2 separate regions of the Homo sapiens genome follow, and region 1 is linked to region 2. Evidence: chromatin loops called from intact Hi-C (ENCODE). Cell type or tissue: heart left ventricle. All regions are shown on one strand.

The links. A loop is a pair of places that touch in the nucleus more often than their neighbours do. Peaks named below come from ENCODE experiments on the same cell type or tissue, not always from the same donor. Only the 100,000 strongest peaks of a DNase experiment are listed, where the experiment ranks them.
Region 1: a loop joins it to region 2, with 2.9 times the contacts of the local background. A loop is called at or near these places in 3 of 110 quality-filtered maps.

The regions. Positions count from the first base shown.
Region 1 is chr18:77,474,219-77,482,218 of GRCh38, forward strand. No RefSeq gene overlaps it. Among named protein-coding and RNA genes, the nearest start is that of GALR1, 230 kb to the left of the region's middle. In heart left ventricle, a CTCF peak has its summit at 4,514 (motif pointing right); no DNase peak of the experiment used is centred here; H3K27ac peaks cover 1,041 bases; H3K27me3 peaks cover 640 bases.
Region 2 is chr18:77,647,191-77,655,190 of GRCh38, forward strand. No RefSeq gene overlaps it. Among named protein-coding and RNA genes, the nearest start is that of LINC01029, 340 kb to the right of the region's middle. RefSeq lists silencers at 3,711-3,760, 3,821-3,880. In heart left ventricle, CTCF peaks have their summits at 3,798 (motif pointing left) and 4,003; DNase peaks (open chromatin) are centred at 3,781 and 4,431; H3K27me3 peaks cover 1,766 bases.

The DNA.
Region 1 (8,000 bases), 170 kb before region 2:
TTGCTCACGACATAAAACAATCTCATAGGAAATTATCCCCCCAGAAACACTCAAAAATTCTAGCTTAGCCTGGTGGCCACATATGAGGGGCTGACCTCCCAGTGCCTTCAGATCCCAGGATTCCTGGGTTTTACCAAGACATGTAAGAGGGGAAAAGTGACTCGTGAGTGACACCTCAAAATACAATTCTCATTAAGCAGCACACCAGATCCAAAACATCTTTCCCTTTCAATCTTTAATTTCTTAAAAAGAGAACCCAAATTATAGGTAGCTGTCCATCTGAAACCAAGTCTTCCTCCTTAACGGAGATTCGTCCTTAGAAACTGCAGCTAGATTTATGTCCAATACTTATGGCACCACCTCCTGTCAATATCTAAAAAATAAAATGGTGTTACTTAACCCATAAAAAAGCCACACAACAGCCAAAATGATACACCTTTAAAATATCAGAATTAATTGATTTACTTTACAATGAAAAGTACTGGCTCTAAAATGAAACAAAATAATTGGGAGACTTCCTTCCTATAGTACTTAGAAGCATCTACAAGAGGCTCTGACAAAATTCTTTCCATAAATGAAGAAAAAAGCTCCCTAAAATAAATGAATAAATAAGCAGCTGAAGCTGATTCTCTCCTGCTTCATTTCTTCTCTTCCCCGTCTGAACCGTCTCACCTGCACTCACCTTTGCCTCCTTTGATCCCCTCCTCCCACTCTTGCTCTTCTAGCTTAATCTCAGAAACAGCGAATATCTGGCAGAGGAAAGCCCACCTTAGTTTATCAGCCATCATCAAAAGTAAACCTTAAAGACATAAGAGATTTCCTGGCTAGGCACAGTGGCTCACACCTATAATCCCAGCATTTTGGGAGGCTGAGGCAGGAGGATCACTTGAGCCCAGGGGATTGAGACCAGTCTGGCCAACATGGTGAAACCCCGTCTCTACAAAAAAATGCAAACAAACAAACAAGCAAATAGCCAAAAATGATGGCATGTGCCTGTGGTCACAGCTACTCGGGAAGCTGATGTGGGAGGATCGCTTGAGCCCAGGGTGTTGAGGCTGTCATGAGCTGTAATCATGCCCCTGCACTCCAGCCTGGGTGACAGAGCAAGACCCTGTTTCAAAAAAAAAAAAAAAAAAAAATCTAATTTCCACGAGGATCCTATTGGTTTTGCCAGAAAGCTTAAGCTTAATATCAAAGTTACAAGGACCCTATTGGTTTTGCCAGAAAGCTTAAGCTTAATATCAAAGTTACCACCCTGTTTTTTCTGATCTATATCAACTAGTTCACATGTTAATTTTTTTAAAGTAAAAATTAAGTAGCTAGACACAAAAGAAGGGGTTTTTAAAAATGTGTCTTAGCTACTTAATTACAAAAGAAGATCACACATGTGCCTGTGAGGTTACAAAGACTTTGCTCCAAGCCATCCATTTAGTCTTCCAAAAAGTGGTAGACGAGAAGAAAATATAGCAATGTTGGCAAAATCCAGATAAATCAATACTGACATAGGTTGAGACATTTAAAAACATCTTTAAACAATATTGAAGATTATCTAATTTTTTATACCAGTACCATAGTGTTTTGCTGGCTATGGGTTTATAGTATAGTTTGAAATCAGGTAGTGTGATGCCTCCAGATTTGTTCTTTTTGCTTAGTCTTGCTTTGGCTATGTGGGCTCTTTTTTGGTTCCATATGAATTTTAGAGTTGTTTTTTCTAATTCTGTGAAGAATGATGGTGGTATTTTGATAGGCCATTGGAACAGAATAGAGAACCCAGAAATAAACCCAAATACTTACAGCCAACTAATCTTCCACAAAGCAAACAAAAATATAAAAGTGGGGAAAGGACACACTTTTCAACAAACGGTGCTGGGATAATTGACTAACCACATGTAGGAGAATAAAACTGGATCCTCATCTCTCACCTTATACAAAAATCAACTCAAGTTGGATTAAGGACTTAAATCTAAGACCTGAAACATTAAAAATTCTAGAAGATAACATTGGAAAAACCCTTCCAGACATTGGCTTAGGCAAGGATTTCATGACCAAGAACCCAAAAGCAAATGCAATAAAACCAAAGATAAATAGATGGGACTTAATTAAATTAAAGACCTTTTGCACGGCAAAAGGAACAGTCAGGAGAGTAAACACACAACCCTCAGAGTGGGAGAAAATCTTCACGATGTATACATCTGACAAAGGACTAATATCCAGAATCTATAACAAACTCAAACTTTAGCAAGAAAGAAACAATCCCATCAAAAGTTGGCTAAGAACATGAATAGACAATTTTCAAAAGAAGATATACAAATGGCCAGCAAACATATGAAAAAATGCTTAACATCACTAATAATCAGGGAAATACAAATCAAAACCACAATGCAATATCACCTTACTCCTGCAAGAATGGCCATAATCAAAAAATCAAAAAACAGTAGATGTTGGCATAGATGCTGTGATCAGGGGACACTTTTACACAGCTGGTGGGAATGTAAACTAGTACAACCACTATGGAAAACAGTGTGGAGATTCCTTAAAGAACTAAAAGAGGTAGAACTACCATTTGATCCAGCAATCCCACTACAGGGTATCTACCCAGAGGAAAAGAGTCATTATATGAAAAGGATACTTGCACATGCATGTTTATAGTGGCACAATTCACAATTGCAAAATTGTGGAACCAACCCAAATGCCCATCAGTCAAAGAGTGGATAAAGAAACACACACACACACACACACACACACACACACACACACACACTGGAATACTACTCAGCCATAAAAATGAATGAGTTAATGGTATTCACAGTGACTGGGTTGAAATTGGAGACTATTATTCTAAGTGAAGTAACTCAGGAATGGAAAACCAAACATCGTATGTTCTCACTGATATGTGGGAGCTAAGCTATGAGGATGCAAAGGCACAAGAATGATACAATGGATTTTGGGAAATTGAGGGGAAGGATGGGACAGAGGCGAGGGATAAAAGTCTACAAATAGGGTGCATTGTATACTGCTCAGGTGATGGGTGCGCCAGAATTTCACAAATCACCACTACAGAACTTACTTATGTGACCAAACACCACCTGTACCACAATAACCTGTGGAAATTAATATATATATATGTGTGTGTATATATATATATACATGTATATAATTTGAAGATATTTTCCATTTTATATAATCCAAATGTATCAACAATGAGATTTCAAAATGAAAACCACATAGAAACATTAAAGCAAAAATATTACTTAACCTGTTAATAAATCATAATTTCTGGTTGTAAAGTTCTATGTGCAAAAATGTAAAAGAAAAAAATTGAAATACAATACTGGCAAACAACAAAGATTATCTAAAGAAAGTTATGCTAATCATCAAAATGATATTCTCAGTTTCAATTTTATAAATAGAGTAGATAAAAAAATTGACAATAATAAAAAAACAATGTCTGAGTTGGGCAATTTCTCAGACTCATAATTTGGTTAACCTTGCTGATCAATTACTTTTAACTGAAAGAGAGAGAGAGAGATAGAGAGATCAAACAAAAAAGACTAATAAAATTATAAATCTACAATTAAAACAACTATCCACTTAGTCTAGACCTCCAAAATACCCCCCAGTAAACCTCAAAACAGACCTAACTTTCCACTTCACAATTGCTACAAAAAACCCGGACACTTAAAAAATGCCAAAAACTAAAACAAAGGAAATAACAGCATGCAACAAAAAAAATAGGGATACTCCAAAAAAACTTCAAGAGACTTTTCCCTTCCTTCTTACTAGCAACCTGGGAGAAATAAAAATTATTTTTTTAAAAAAGATACAAGCTCTGTTGACACTGGAACTACATTATCTCGAATTAATCTCACATTGCAGAGTCTCTTTTCTCAAAATTAACAAACAATTCAAATGATGGGTGTCAACGAGTACTCCTATATTGGTACATAAATTTCAGCCTATAGCTTTTCAGCGAAATCTTTCTCAGTCTATAGCTTTACAGCTAGATCTTTTACAAGACTCATATTTTTCTCTTAGTTCCCTCAGCCCCATCCATTTAACAAAAAGAAACTTTAAAAAATATACTCACATTTCTTTTTCCCCAAATGCAGGCATGTGTTTAGAATTAGAAGACAAAAATGAATTACTAGATATAGTGAGTTTTTGGAATCTGATTCTCTTCATTTACAAATTGCAAATTATGTTACCAAAGAGGACATTAAATTATTGAGTGATAAAGAATTACAAAAACTGCTAAAGGCATACTGGATTGTCTGTGGTCTGTCTTTTGCTGACATAAAAAACAAGAAATCTTGAAGATGATAATTATATAGCCTGAGCCATACTTGAGTTAATGTTGACTGCATCTGGCTGTAAGTCAACAACATGGGAAGAAAAATCTTTATTTTCATTTTCTGTCATCCGAGAGTGAACATTTTGGCTTAACAGATCTACCCCCTTGGATGTGGAGAACACATACTTATTGATTTGTACATGAGGCTTTCCATTAGCACGTGAAATTAGCATGGATTTCTTTTTTTGCTCTTCGTTGATGTACCAGTAGGGGGTGGATCCACATCGGGTTGGTGACTCAGTCCTAGTCTCCGTGGAATAGTGATTACAGGAAGTACAGGAGCACACACTGTCCCTCCCCGCTTTTGGCAATAATCCCCACTGTTTCACAGGAACTGAAACAGAAGCAATAATTTTGTCCCCTTGGAATAAATGGTTCTGAATAGTCAAGATGGAAAATATAGCACAAAGTCATGGCTTTCACTACAAAGAGCTGGGCCTCTGCAGTCAGATAAAAAAGGGTTCCTGTATTAGTTTTAACACGTTTTCTGTGTAACCTTGAATATATTATTTAACTTCTTTCAATTCATTCATCTATAAAATGTGGCTAGAAGTACTGTCCTTGTCTGGCTGTTCTGAGGACCAGGAATAACATACATAAGATATCTGGCACACGAAAACTGCTGTGTGTACTCTTGTAAAAATAGACCGTGTATGATGTATGCCGAAAACCCATGAGCTTCTCCCTCTCCTCTGGAAAGGAAGTGAGATTTTGTAAAGTTGTATGAAGAAGCACTTTGGTCTGGCATAGGAGGAGGTTTTCCAGACTTAGGAAGTAAAAATACCAGATACCCAGTTAAATTTGAATTTCAGAAAAGAAATGAATAATATGTTTTAATATAAGTATATCCCATGCTATGTATGGCATATACTTGTTTAACTGGGTGCTCTGTACCTTATATGGCAACCCTATGGGAAACTGTTTTGAAAAACTTTTTTTTTCTTTTCTTGGACTATTCTAAGGTCTTATTCTTTCCTCAATAGTCTCATCCTGTGTTTGACAATGGTGGTGCTTGCTGAAGCAGCAAACTGTAGTGATGGCCTGGGCATAAATGCCCTGTTATTGGAGCACTCCTTGTTCTTCATTTGTGATACAGTCTACTACACAGGTTTGCATATTGTTACAATTCAATTGGTTAATAAATATCATGGATTTGGAAACATGACTGGCACTTAATAAGTTTTCCAAATGTTAATTATTTCTATATTTAATTTATTTTAGTATGTTCACTTTTTTCACATTTTAAGATTTTAAAATTTGAAAGTGTGTTTGAATTGATGTCGATTTACAATTGCTGTTGGCTTGGCGGCAGTTGTAATGTAGGAACATGCACAAACTTGAACACCACTGTTCATATCATCATGGCTTCACTTGAGTTATATGCACCATTTGAAAAAACTTCACTTCTTGGAAAAGAAGGCATGGCAGGGGATCTCAGAGGAATAGCGGGGAATCTCAGAGGAACATGGCAAGATAAGTCTTTCCCTTAGAAAGAAATCCTTCCAAGGCTCAGAGAAAGAATAGAAAGGCTGGGCTTTCATGGATAAAAGCCACCGGAGTATGAGGAAAGCGTTAGTTCTTGGTGCATTTTCTTTTTTTTAAAAATTTTTATTATTATACTTTAAGTTCTGGGGTACATGTGCAGAATGTGCAGTTTTGTTACATAGGTATACACGTGCGATGGTGGTTTGCTGCACCCATCAACCCGTCACCTACGTTAGGTATTTTTACTAATGTTATCCCTAACCCCCCACCCCTGACAGACCCTGGTGTGTGATGTTTCCCTCCCTACGTCTATGTGTTCTCATTGTTCAACTCCCACTTATGAGTGAGAACACCCGGGGGTTGGTTTCTCTGTTCTTGTGATAGTTTGCTGAGAATGATGGTTTCCAGCTTCACCCATGTCCCTGCAAAGGACATGAACTCATCCTTTTTTATGGCTGTATAGTATTCCATGGTGTATATGTGCCACATTTTCTTTATCCAGTCTATTATTCATGGACATTTGGGTTGGTTCCAAGTCTTTGCTATCGTGACTAGTGCCGAAATAAACCTATATGTGCATGTGTCTTTATAGTAGAATGATTTATCATCTTTTGGGTATATATCCAGTAAAGGGATGGCTGGGTCAAATGGTATTTCTAGTTCTAGATCCTTGAGGAATCACCACACTGTCTTCTATGATGGTTGAACTAATTTACACTCCCACCAACAGTGTAAAAGAATTGCTATTTCTCCACATCCTCTCCAGCATCTGTTGTTTCCTGACTTTTTAATGATTGCCATTCTAACTGGTGTGAGATGGTATCTCATTGTGGTTTTGATTTGCATTTCTCTAATGACCAGTGACTGTTGTTTATAAGGTACCCAGTCTACAGTATTTTGTCATAACAGCCAGGAAAGATAAGACAATCTCTCTATGCTTCAGTTTGTCATCTGCAACATAGGAATTATAATAATACTTACCTCTTTGGTTTATTGTGAATATTACATAAGTGAGTACGAGAAAATCACTTAGAACTTTTCCTGTCACATAGTAAGTACTAAACAAATGCTAGCTATTTTATTCTTACCATAACGGTAGTAGGGCATACTGTTGAAATATAAAATCTAGAGCCAGACTGCCTAAAGTGAAGTTCCTTACCACCACTTCCTAGCTTTTTTGTGTATGTCACTTAGCTATGCTTAGGCTCAGTTTATTCATCTGTAGGATAAGGCTAGTAATAATATCCATCTTAATAGTTGTTGCAATAATAAATTATTAAATGTAAAACGCTTAGAAGCTGTAGTCCCAGCTACTTGGGAGGCTGAGGCAGGAGGATCACTTGAACCCGGGAGACAGAGGTTACTATGAGCTGAGATCGCGCCACTGCACGCACTCCAGCCTAGGTGACAGAGTGAGACTCTGTCTCAAATAAAAATAAAAATAAAAATAAAATTAAAAAGACACTATATGTCTATATGTCTAAGTACATCTAGGAGATTTCTCTAAATATTATAACTCAAAGTGAGAAGAAAGCATTGGGTCACTTCAGTTGGTCTCATTATTTTTTGAAATATCTGTATGACTTAGAACCAAAGGAATTTTAGAATCTATAAATGAAGTATTGTTTATTTTCTCTAGCCTTGCTCCCACTAAGAATAATGACACCAACATTCCCAGGGGATCGTCTTCATTCGGTTGCTTTTATTGAGCACGGCCTTCTCTTCTAGGCACTTTGTGTTAAGCAAAGGATGAAAAAGCAAAGAAAACAGAAGTGAACCTGACATTGTGGACTTTTTGTTCTAGGCCTGAGGTCAAAAGAGGTCAAAAGGTTCTAGGCCTATGAAAGTCCAGATGTTAACAAGTTTAGGCTTTCTGGACTGTACAGCCTCCATTGCTGCTACTCAGCTCTGTCACTGTATCCTAAAGACAGCCATAAACAGTGTCTAGATGAATGAGTGCAGTTTTGATGCCAAAAACTTTATGGACACTGAAATTTGAATTTCCCATGCATTTTTAAATATACATCACAAAATATCCTTATTTTGATTTTTTCTGCTTAGAAATATAAAATGCATTCTTGGCTTTCAGGCTGTACCAAATCCAGAGATTGGCCATATTTTGCCCACAGGCTATAGTTTTTCAGACCCTGTTCTAGAGGATGAG
Region 2 (8,000 bases):
ACAAGCAGTTATTATTACTGTTGCATATTCACTTAATCTAAAAAGTTCTTGATGATGTCAACATTGATAATATCAGTATTTTAATAACTTATTTTTCAAATTACCTTTTATAGAATTCTTCTTTAAAAATATGTATATTTCTTTTCAAAGTTGCAAAAGTTATGGTTACAAACATTCAACATTTTCAACACTTTCAATTAACTACAATTTTGAAAAAAAGAATACTGGTGCTCCAACTGCTGAGGTACCAAGAACTCAGCCTCTCAGACCACCTGAGCCAGGGGCATCATTAGTCTGGATGTCAATTTTGGGTGGGAGGGGGCTGCCCCCCCTTCTTTGTTCAACCACAAAATGGTGAATATGGCTTTCTTGACTCAAGCCTCTGCTCCCTCAAAGAGGCCGTAACTCTACCTATTGTGTGTCTACAACATGTCCAGCGTGCTGTGACTCTCCCCCTATGGAGAGGTGGTCCTGCCTGGACTGACCCCTGTGACAGGTGCACAGGTGAATGCAGCATCACTTCCGAGCTTGGGTAGAAAACCCCGTGGAGCTCCTGAAGACTCCCTTCTGGACACGGACACGGGTGCCTTCGCAATACTGGCAGGGGGTGCCTCCTGCTGGCTTCCACGAAGCTGTCATGTGGCAAAGTGAGAGAGAGAGAGAGAGAGAGAGAGAGAGACATAGAGATTCAGATAAATGGAGAAGATAGAGACAGAGAGACAAAGATACAGAGACAGATGCAGTTTGAGAGAGGGAGATACAGACAGAGAAGATAAAGAAACAGATAGACAGATAAAGATTAAGAAGTGGGGGGCAGGCCCAGGGACCCTCAGCTGTTTGAGTTTACCTGCCTGGGTCACAGGTAGGTGCATGAAGGACGCTTCAGCCTTCCAGATGACCAGCAGACCTCTGTAAAGTCTGGCCGCGGTTTCATTGAGTGACTTTAAATAAAAAGCAGCTGGCAGTGCTTCTTCAACTCCCACATTGTAAGTTAAGTGAATGATCGTGATTGAGGTGCTGTGTTGGGGTTGTTTGTAAGGCAGCCAGCAGAGGCATCGATTACTGATACACCTAGTTTCATATTGACAGGAGAAGGCCAAAAAGCCATTCTCATTTTTATTTCTTTATAAGTAAACTCATTTTCTTGGCTAGAGTGTAGGTATTTTTTAAATCTCAAAAGTTAAAGACATTCATCAAAATCTTTTTTTCTTCAATATTTTGCCTTTTACTTAGGTATTTCATTTCTCATAATTTTTATCTTATTTTCTTCTTGCATTTATTGCATTTGGAGATTCTCAAGCATGCCTTCATTGCTGATTTTCCTTCTACAGGACTGGTTGCTTCAATCAGAACGCACATGGTGAGTTTCCGAGCCTCGGTTCTGGGCAGCGCTCCTCCCCACCTCTGCCTGCACCTGGCTGGGCCCCACATGCCTGCGACTGCAGCACCTCATTCTTCCTCGGCCTTCACAGAGCTCAGGTTTCTGCCTGTTAATTAAAACACAACCCAAGCATGTTTTACCATTTGCCTGCTGACCACTCCTCTAGCTCAGGGCCACACACATTCTGTTCTTCTTTTGTTCTTAGCATTTGACACTATTTGACACATTCGCTTTTTTAATGATGTTTTGGCTCCCTCTGTGAGAATATCAGGTCCGCAAGAGCTCGGCTGTGGTTTTGGTGCCTCTTTATGCCCAGTGTGCTGAATGCTGCCAGGCTCATGCTAGCTCCTTAAGAAGTACTTGCAATATTACATTTTATCCAATTAAATTGAATTTTGTTTTCCACAGAGTCCATTTTGAAATGTATGTTTTCATCTTTACTCTGATTTTCTTTATTTCTCCTACCACTCTCTTTATGCATTGTTACTTGATTTTCTGTTAACTGAGTTTTGAGGGAGGAGAAGTTGGCCACTGTTGCCCACTGGCTGGGTGAGTGAGTCCGGTTCTCCCTTCTTACCATCGGTTTGGTGGTTGTTGGAACTCGTCGAGCTTAAGGCGGGGATCTGTGGAGGCACACGGCCCACAGTCATGGTAGTCTGGATGCCTGCCTTTCCCCGAGGCCATCCTAAAACGCAGGTATGACTCTTTTTTTTTTTTCTTCTTTTTTTGAGACGGAGTCTCGTTCTGTCGCCTAGGCTGGAGTGCAGTGGCTCGATCTCGGCTCACTGCAAGCTCCGGCTCCTGGGTTCACGCCATTCATTCTCCTGCCTCAGACTCCCGAGGAGCTGGGACTACAGGTGCCTGCCACCACGCCCGGCTAATTTTTTGTATTTTTTAGTAGAGACGGGGTTTCACCATGTTAGCCAGGATGGTCTCAATCTCCTGACCTCGTGATCCGCCCACCTCGGCCTCCCAAAGTGCTGGGATTACAGGCGTGAGACAGGGCACCCGGCAAAATGCAGGTATGACTCTTTTGTCCACTCTGCTGTTAGCTGGAATGGACTGCTGCAGGCTTGTGATGGGCCATCTTAAAGAGGGAGACAGAGGCAGTCAGCTGAGGAGAAGCACCTGCTCTGTGAGGTGCTGGGGTCTTCCCTTCCTGCCAGAGAAAAGCCAACATCTCTAGGCTAGGTCAATACAGAGGAAGTGGGAGTCACCCCTTCACCTTTCAGCCTGACGTCCCGACCCAGTGTTACTTAGGTTTGACTAGTGGAATTGTGTCATTGTACCTGGGTAATCATGCATCAATACTGCTGATTTCCAGCAGTATTATAACTTTACATGCCTTATTCTATTGTCATTCATATTTCATTGAGAGGGTAGGAAAAGGTGAGTCAATAAAAAATAACTGCACAATACAAATCTAAAATCTATGTTGACTTAAAATGTTTAAATTACCATGTCTAAAATAAGTCTTTAAAAAGTCCCCTAAATTTAGCCACGATCCAATCTCTCACTACTCTACCTACCTACCTAAGTCTCTGTATATCTTCCTTTATAGACATGCATAGAAAGACACAATCCACCCACCCACCCACCCATTCATCCATCCATCTATTCATCCATCCATCCATCCATCCATCCATCTATCCATCTATCCACCCACCCACTCGTCCCCCCTACCCTTCCACCCACCCATCCTCCATCCCCCCCACCCATCCACCCACCCACCCATCTATCAATCCATTCATCCGCTCACCCACCTACCTATCCACCCACCTATCCATCTTTCCCTTCCTCCCACCCTCCACCCATCTATTCATCCATCCATCCATCCATCCATCCATCCCTCCACCCATCCATTCACCCACCCACCCATGTGTTCATCCATCCACCCATCCATTCATCTACCCACCCATTCATCCACCATCCATCCATCCATCCATCCATCCATCCATGAACCCACCTACCCATCCATCCATCTACCCACCCATACATTCCCCCCACCAATCCATCCATCCATCTACCCACCCACCCATCCATTCCCCCCACCCATCCATCCATCCATCCATCCATCCACCCACCCATCCATTCCCCCCACCGATCCATCCATCCATCTATCCATTTATCACCCATTTATCCATTTATCCGTCCATCCATGCATTTATTCGTCCATCCATCCATCCATCCTCATGTCTACATAGATAGAGACACATGTACATATCAATATCTCTATACAGAGGAAGAGAGAAACCTTTTTTTGCAAATTAACCGCCGTACTTTCCTTCCCAATGTTTGTGTGGAGAGCACACGGTTCCTGCGTCAGGACCCTGCAGGACGCGGGCCGAGGCTCCCAGCTGCCGGCCATGCCCTCGGCTCCTCTCCCGACACGCGCCAGCACTGCCCCCTGCTGGCCTCCCGGGAGCACTGCCCGCTGCCGCGGCGGGAGGAGACCCGGGAAGAAGCCGGGACCGCGAGCAGCTGGACGCTTTCTCCCTGGGGCTCAGCCACACATTTTAGTCACAGTTACAGACTACGGGGGATTTGAAGCCTTCGCTTTAGTTTTTATTAAGAAACATTGAAAATTCCATGGCTTGCATTTGATTTTTTGTTTGTTCTTCTTATTATTATTAAAAAATATATACAGAAATTGGTTGCAAGGAGCAACCGTAGTGAGGAGCATGGTGACGAGCATGGGTTTGGCGCCAGGTGCACCTGGTTTAATTCATTGTTGCATCATTGAAAGCTAAGACGAGTTTCAAACCCCCTCCCAGCCTTGTTGCTCTCATTTGTGAAATAGAGATAATAATAATGCTTGTCTTACAGGGGTTTGTGGGGATTAAATGTGATCAGAAACCTAAACAGCCTAGACATCATCCATAATCAATAAATATTAGCTACGACTTATTATTCATGCCTTTAGTTGTTAGTGTAAGTCATCATCCCGCCAAGCCAGGTGACCTAGGTGGGGAAGGAGGGAGAAACCCCTTGGTGTGCCCGGCACGCTGCCCACCCGAGGAGACCCCCAGGCCTGCCTGCCTCACTTACCCGGCTCCTGCTGCTCCCTGACCAGGCAGAGGCAGACGCAGACGCAGACGCCGGGAGGCCGACGGACAGGCTTATCCTGAGCCTGCTGAGACCAGGTGTTGCCCCCTTGGGTGAGGACACGCAGGAAGGGTGAACACATGAGGCTATTCTTCAGAGAGAACCCTTGATGTAGTCTGGAAAAATCCACAAGTGGGTCTACACCAGCAAAAAAAGAAAAAAAAAAAAAAAAAAAAAAGTTAATGCTGCAGAGGCTTCAAGTTCTGTTTATAGACACCATGAAATAGACCTGGTTCTTACTGGAATTTCTCCACCCACAAGAAGGTCACAAGAATGTGTCAACTGAAGCACTTCATACATAAAAGAGATACACAAATAAGTAGTATACTCAGAGATCTGACATGTTACATATATATATTTAATTAATAAACCTACTTGCTCATCATCATCCTGTCTGTAACCTCTGGGTGTTGAATGGATATTAGAACTTCTGTAATCTACAGTCTAGGTATAACTCATAAATTTTATCCTCTGAAAAGGTAATAGGAACATACATGGAGAATGCCAAGTCCAAACAGATTTACTCCTAAAATATCACAGCACAAGGATAACATTATAGCACAAGGATAAAATCATAGCACAAGGATAAGCTAGGTAACACAAGTTAAGAGAGGCCTCAAGAATGTCTTTAAGTAGTTGCCGTAAGCTTGTGAGGCTGTGCTGGGAGTGCCTCAGCTTTTCGTGGACTGGTCCTGGTGCAGCTGTGGTATGCAGAGGGGACCACTGACCAGCCAGTTGAACTCTCTGAGATCCCACATCAGTCAATTGGAGGTAGTAATGTTTACTTACATCTGGTAGACCACTAGGAGAACCTTATGCAACCATTGCACTGACGTGTGTAAGGATTATTTTATCCCTTGGAAATGCTGATGACATACTTTAAGTGAAACAAAAGTAAAGATTTATAAATATGATATGATTACAGCAATGTAAAGTAAAATAAAGAAGGAAAATGAAGCAGTAGTGAATTCAGCCATGGGATTATCAATAATAATCTTTTCCTCTATATTTTATAAAGTGTATTTGCAATGTTTCTGATGTAAAACATATTAATTTATTATAAATGTAACATTACCGTTTGTTTAAAATGAGCATCTTTGATTACAGAAAGAATAATCCTTTATCTCTAAACAATAGGCTTATTTTAGAAATAATACAGAACTTTATCGAATATCTTTAGATTATCTACTCTTACGGATATTATTTTTGATCAACAGATATATTCTATTAGGCTATTAAATCAGTCTTACATTCCCAAAATTAAGATGTTTTATGTTATTATTTTAATATCCTATGAGGCTCATTCAATATTTTATTTATAATTGTTACATGTCTACTCGTAATTAATGTTGGTCTTGTCAGATCTTAGATATCAAGACTTCAATAGTTTTATAAATAGGATTGATTTTTGGATTTTCATCATTATGTGTTTTGAAATAATTATTATAATTTTATTTAAAAATGTAACATTTTGTAACTTTTTTTGTAACAAGTAAAATTTATTCCTTGATAGAACTCAGGTAAACCAACTTTAGGTATAGTAACCTAAAACTTTAGTGGAAATAAACTGTGATTACTTCTTCACCCCCACCCCCAACAAGATATACACATATTGGCTTTATATTTCTTTTTGATGCAATTTACAGTTTCATAGAAAATAGTTTATTTATGAATATTTAAGATAAAGAGACTCAAATCCTGTATGTTTTAACATCCTGCCATTTTTCATGATCTAACATAGCAATGAGGAGATTAGTTTGTAATAATGCATTAGCTAAGAATACATTATACCTATAACATATATTCAGATTTCTGGAATAATTTTCAACGAGCTTGGGTATCGTGTCAGTCAGGATGCCTGATCGATAGGAACGGGAAGGCCATCACATCAGTCATATAACAACTTCACTCACACACACGTCTTGTTGTTGTTGTTTTAACTGAACAACAAGCCGTGGGTTCCAGGGACAGTGATGTGGCTTTTGTCTCTGTTCCCTGTGTCTCCCGGTCCCACATCCCCATGTGTGCTGGCTACACCCGAAGACTTGTAGCCGGTTAGATGCAGCCTTTCTAAGGGCCACAACCAGATGAGAAAATACCCAGACGCAAAGAAGAGTCTCAGTTTTTTTCTTGGACGTGAGAAACACTTCCCCAAAGCTCCTGATCAGATTCCTGCTCCCACCTCACTGGCCCCACGCCCGCTTTGACACGCTTGGCTGGGGTGTGGGGCTACCATGATTTGACCCTGGCATCTGAAAGGGATCATGTGTCGGGGTCACCCCAGGACCCATGACCTTCCGAGGCTGGGTGACGTGCCCAGGTTCACAGGGAGCCCTGAGAGGTTATTCTCGGTGCCCGAAGCTGAGGTGCACAAACCCCACTGCTACCCAGGCAGGGACAGGTGCCCTGCACAGCGAGGCGTGGATGGAGAAGCATCACCCTCCTAAACATGGGCCCTGTCAAAATCTCTGGGTCTTACATGGTGGGCTGCCTGTCACAAGGCCACGGTGTGGGAGGCACTGCAGAGAAGGGTCAGCTGAATCCCGATATATCAATTAAAAAGCCCTAAGTAAACTGCCCTATCCCAATGCTGCACTGGGAATGTGTGCTTCCATCACTGGCCCCCAAACTGGATTGTATTCTGAGTAAACCTCCCTAGAGTCCCTTCTTTCTCCTCCAACCCTAAGATGAATAAGCACTAAATTCTCCCAGCAGGTGGCAAGAGGCAAAGGCAAGAAGAGGGGCTTCCTGTCCGGTTGTGCCACTGGCACTGACAGATGATGCTACCTCCTGGCTCCGGATGCCCTGGTGCCTTCTGGAGTGGCCCCACTGCTTCGTGAGTTTGGCTGAATCTGTGGGTTGATGAAGAGGCTTCTCTGGCTTTCCTTTTTTTCCACAGTGAGCCGCTCTCCCTCTCATCACACAGGGGAAACTGTGGATACTCCCTGGTTGCCACCAGTTCGGCCCCATTTCCTGACCATCTTACAGTGGCTGGCAGAATAATGCTTCTCCTTCTCCCACCAGAGATGCTCACAACGTCATCCCCAGAAACAATGAATATGATGATGTCAGCTTGCAAAGGGGGTAGAATTAATTATGCTAATAGGCTGGTGTTAATTTAGGGGGATTATCCACATGGACCCAATATACCCATGGGACCCTTTAAACATGGAAAGAGAGGCTGAGGGCTGCAGCCAAAGAGAGATTGAAGATGCCAATCGGTTGCATTGACTGCGCTTCTGGCTGAGGAGTCCAGGTGGCCTCCAGGAGCTGGAGAAGGGGAGGGGCTGGGGGCTCTCCTGAGCCCCCAGAAGGAGCAGCCTGCTGACATCTGAGTACCAGCCCATGAGTTCCATTTCAGACTTCTGGCCTCCATCACGGGAGATCATGCATTTGTGTTGTTTCAGGCCAGCAGGGGTTTGCAGCAGGTGTTCCAGCAGCAGAAGGCAGCAAATGCACCTGCGTTCAGTCAGCGAAGGATGTGGGCTGAAGGCTCTTCCAATGGGCCACTTGG